Regions from separate parts of the Homo sapiens genome. Here region 2 is linked to region 1. A link is an interaction called in ENCODE POLR2A ChIA-PET data of the cell type or tissue named here. Cell type or tissue: HepG2. All regions are shown on one strand.

Region 1 (2,500 bases):
AGCTACATGGGAGGCTGAGGCCAGAGAATCACTTTAACCCAGGAGGCGGAGGTTGCAGGGGGCTAAGAACACGAAACTGCACTCCAATCTGGGTGACAGAGTGAGACTCCATCTCAAAAAAAAAAAAAAAAAAAAAAAAAAGGAGGCTGGGCGCAGTGGCTCACACCTGTAATCCCAGCACTTTGGGAGGCTGAGGTGGGCGGATCACAAGGTCAGGAGATCGAGACCATCCTGGCTAACACGGTGAAACCCTGTCTCTACTAAAAACACAAAAAATTAGCTGGGCGTGGTGGCGGGCGCCTGTAGTCCCGGCTACTGGGGAGGCTGAGGCAGGAGAATGGTGTGAGCTTGCAGTGAGCTGGGAGTTGGAGGTTGCAGTGAGCCAAGATCATGCCACTGCACTCCAGCCTGGGCGACAGAGCGAGACTCTGTCTCAAAAAAAAAAAAAAAAAAAGAGAGAGAGAAAGGAAGAAAGAAAAATAAGGGAGGGAAGGAAGGAAGGAAGGGAGGGAGGGAGGGGGAAAGAGGAAAGAAAGAGAGAGAGAAAGAAAAGCAAGGCAAAGAAAGAGAAAGAAAGGAAGAAAAAAAGAAAAAGAAAGAAAGGAAGGAAAGAAGGAGAGGAAGGAAGGAAGAGAGAAAGAAAGAAAGAAGGAAGGAAGAAAGAGAAAGAGAAAGAAAGAAAGAAAGAAAGAAAAGAAAGAAAGAAAGAAAGAAAGAAAGAAAAAGAAAAAGAAAGAAAGAAAAGAAAGAAAAAGAAAGAAAAGAAAGAAAGAGACAAATAGAGCTCTCTGGGACTCAGAGGCCCTGAGGAAGCTTCCTGGCTGAGGATACCACCCCCAAGTGGTCTCCAAGTCAGCCTGAAACATTCTTGCTGTTTGTGAATCACACTGGGAAACCGCCCTTGCAACATTTCAGGAGGCAAGAGCCTGGACCTTGGTCTGACTGCTGATTGACGGTGAGTCAGGGACCTTGGTCTGACTGCTGATTGACGGTGAGTCAGGGAAAAGGGCATCGGACAGGCAGCCGGGAGACGCAGGGCTTTGTGCCTTGTTCTGCACATGAGCCAAATGAGGAGGACAGATTCAGGCACTTTTCCTATTAAGGTGAAATGCCTGGGAGACCAGAGTTTGGCCCCAACCTTGTTGTCCTGACTTCCCACTGTAGCAGCCTCCTCTGAAATAGGTGATGATTTCAAGAGGGAATGCCAGGCTGGCACTGGCAGTCCCACTCTGAGATTTAAGAAAGAGCAAAGTTTGGCTGGGCGCGGTGGCTCATGCCTGTAATCCCAGCACTTTGGGAGGCTGAGGCAGGCGGATCACCTGAGGTCAGGAGTTTGAGACCAGCCTGGCCAACATGACAAAACCCCATCTCTACTAAAAATACAGAAATTAGCCAGACGTGGTGGCGCACACCTGTAGTCCCAGCTACTTGGGGAGGCTGAGGCAGGAGAATCACTTGAACCCAGGAGGTGGAGGTTGCAGTGAGCCAAGAATGTGCCACTGCACTCCAGCCTGGGTGACAGAGTGAGACTCTGTCTCAAAAAAAAAAAAAAAAAAAAAAAAAAAGAAAAGAAAAGAAAAGAAAGAAAGGAAAAAAAAAAAAGAAAAAAGAAAACAATATACAAGAATATCTTTGTGACCTTGGGGTACAGGAAGAGTTTTTAAGCAAGATCCAAAAAGTGCCAAGCCAAATAAAAGATTGATAAATGTTTCTACATTAAAATTAAGAAATCCTGGCTATAAAAGGGCACTATGAACAGAATGAAAAGTCAAGCCACAGAGATGATGGTTGGAATGCATATAAGCAACAGAAGGCTGAAATCCAAAATAAGCAGTAAGAAAGGCAGGCAACTGAGTCAAAAAATGAGCAATGACTTGAACAGGAAATTCACAGAAAATATGGAAATGCCAAAAAGCATATGAAAGAGTGCTCAATTTTATTTGTTATCAGGGAAACCTAAATTAAAAGCACGAGATACCAAATATCTAAAACTAAGAATGACATTACTAAGTATTGGTGCTGATGTGAAGCAACTGGACCTCATGCACTGCTGGGAGTGCAAATTGTTATGCCCACTTTGGAAAACAGTTTGACACTATCTGAAGTTGAAAATAATGCATTCTCTGTGACCCAGCTATTCCATTCCTAGGTATATACTTGTTATGGTCTGAATGTTTGTGTCTCCCTAAAATTCATATGTTGAAATCCTAACCCCCAAGGTGACAGTATTAAGAGGTAGGGCCTTTGGAAGGTGATTAGATCATGAAGTCATAGCCCCCGTGAATGGGATTAGCACCCTTACAATAAAAGAGGCTGAAGGAACTTCTTTGCTTGTTCTAGCATATAATGACACAGTAAGAAGGTGCCATCTATGAAAGAAGCAGGACACCAGTCACCAAATCTGCTGGTGCCTTGATTTTGGACTTCTCAGCCTCCAGAACTGTGAGCAATAGATGTTTACTGTTTATAAGTTGCCCAGACTATGGTATTTTGTTACAGC
Region 2 (2,500 bases), 340 kb before region 1:
AGTGATTGTTTCTTTGTTATAACCATTACTCATGAGCATGTCTGTTAAATAAAAGAAGCATTATTTTAAAAACTGATTGCAGGCAAAGTTTTACACTGGGCAAAGTCTTATTTTCATCATTCTTGAAGTTCTGGTAGTGAACCAGCATCTGTATTCTATGAATGGAGGAAGAATTAATACCTCTCCCACACACACATCCTCCTCCCCTTTATTACTCCACTAAAACGGAAGCAGAACTGTAGGTAAAGAGAGAACAAATCATTCAGATGAGTAGCCGTAGGGGCATCACCTCTGCGATCCTTTCTCTTTATTTTTGTTTGGCAATGTTAATCTCATCTAATGTCAGGTATGCAGATGCAACCAAATGTAACCACTGTTCTTTTTTAATTTCAGTTTGAACACACAGCTGTGCAAGGGCCTTCATTTTTGAATGAGGATTATTTTCACCTTCATGAAACTTTGAGATTATTGGATCAATGGTCATTCGGTTTTGGTGAAAGAGAAAGTCACTAGGAGAAAAAAAAAATCCTAAGTGGAACAAGAGAGTAAAGAACATTGTTATAATTCATATAATTCATTTTTCCTATAGGAATTCTGGAAATACTGGGGTTAAGGCAACAGTGGCCAACATAGAGCTCTACTACCTAAGACTTTCACTTTTTCCTTGACATGTATAACTAAGGCTATGTGGCCTGTTTGACCAGAACTCTAATGGAAGCTGGCTCTATTTTTTTTTAAATCAGACACTGTTGTCTATAAGTCTAGAAAACAAGATATACAAATAGGAAACAATATGTAAAATTGCAATTGAACACAGGTCGGGATGCTCACTGCTTGCAGAGTCTAACAAGAGCGAAGTCTGGTAGAAAGAAAATGATTTGATTAACCAAAACTGGTAAAGGGAAAGTGGCCAGATTTCTATCCAAAGGAATCGTTTCAATTTTTGAAGGGAAAGCAGAGGTTTAAAACGGGAAAACTTGATAAGGAAGGCATGTGAGAATTGTGCTGAGTACAATGTGGGTCTTGTTCTGGTGGCTCTCTTGGGTCCTAATCCACCTGGAATGCGGGCTGATGTCATCTCAACAATGGCCAGGTTGTTAACTAGCTGCCTTGAATTCGTCTCTGGAATTTTGCAGTTGGGTCTCCAGGCTTGGTCTGCCTATCTCAAGATTAGCCCCCGGAACTTCTAAGAAGGCGTATAATTAGATACTAGCATGCAGTTAGATAAATGTGAAGGGAGTATATACCATGAGAAACAGAGGGACCATGGAGTCTATATCAAGGCTAAGGGAAAAGGCTTCTGCAGTTTGCTTCAAAATTACGTCTTAAAACCCAAGAGGAAAGAAAAAAATATACATTAAAATGCAGTTTTGGGGGTGTGTTGTTTTGTTTTGTTTTGTTGGTTTGTTTGTTTGAGTCAGATTCTCACTCTGTCACCCAGGCTGGAGTGCAGTGGCACGATCTTAGCTCACTGCAACCTCTGCCTCCCGGGATCAAGCGATTCTCAAGCCTCAGCCTCTCATGTAGCTGGGATTACAGATGCGCCACCACGCCCAGCTAATTTTTTGGTATTTTTAGTAGAGGTGGGGTTTCACCATGTTGACCAAGCTGGTCTCGAACTCCTGACCTCAAGTGATCCACCCACCTCGGCCTCCCAAAGTGCTGGGATTACAGGCATGAGCCACCATGCTCAGCCCTTAAAATGCATTTTGAAGTTAAGGGACCCAGTTACAAAAGTAACAACTTCATTTTCTTTCTTTTCTTTGCTTTGCTTTTTTTTTTTTTTTTTTTTTTTGTGACGGAGTCTTACTCTGTTGCCCAGGCTGGAGTGCAGTGGCGCAATCTTGGCTCACTGCAACCTCCGCCTCCTGGGTTCAAGCAATTGTTCTGCTTCAGCCTGTGACTACAGGTGCACACCACCAATTTTTGTATTTTTAGTAGAGACAGGATTTCACCATGTTGGCCAGGATGGTCTTGATCTCCTGACTTTGTGATCCGCCCACCCCAGCCTCCCAAAGTGCTGGGATTACAGGCGTGAGCCACCGCACCCAGCCAACAACTTCATTTTCTTTTCATGTATCCTTATTGAACACTGTGTACCAAATACAAATTCCATGATGGACATGGAGATACAAAGCTGAAAAAGACTGCCGGATACGGTGGCTCATGCTTATAATCCCAGCACTTTGGGAGGCCAAGGCAGGCAGATCACCTGAGATCGGGAGTTTGAGACCAGCCTGGCCAACATGGAGAAACCCCATCTCTACTAAAAATACAAAATTAGCCGGGCGTGGTGGCACATGCCTGTAATTTAAGCTACTCGGGAGGCTGAGGCAGGAGAATCACTTAAACCTGGGAGGCAGAGGTTGCAGTGAGCCGAGATCGTGCCATTGCACTCCAGCCTGGGCAACAAGAGCGAAACTCCGTCTCAAAACAAAACAAAACAAAGTTGAATAAGACATGGTCCCCAAGCAGGGAGAAGTTATTATTGCACTCTGAA

Evidence for each region. ChIA-PET counts read pairs that join two places held together with the same protein. Peaks named below come from ENCODE experiments on the same cell type or tissue, not always from the same donor. Only the 100,000 strongest peaks of a DNase experiment are listed, where the experiment ranks them.
Region 2: POLR2A ChIA-PET joins it to region 1 with 5 read pairs; 4 of 35 experiments call an interaction of 5 or more read pairs at or near these places.

The regions. Positions count from the first base shown.
Region 1 is chr2:25,996,367-25,998,866 of GRCh38, reverse strand. No RefSeq gene overlaps it. Among named protein-coding and RNA genes, the nearest start is that of KIF3C, 15 kb to the right of the region's middle. In HepG2, a CTCF peak has its summit at 849 (motif pointing left); a DNase peak (open chromatin) is centred at 956.
Region 2 is chr2:26,338,410-26,340,909 of GRCh38, reverse strand. The region is part of intron 1 of ADGRF3 (adhesion G protein-coupled receptor F3); the gene reads left to right. Among named protein-coding and RNA genes, the nearest start is that of SELENOI, 6.5 kb to the left of the region's middle. In HepG2, no CTCF peak of the experiment used is centred here; a DNase peak (open chromatin) is centred at 1,039; H3K4me3 peaks cover 766 bases.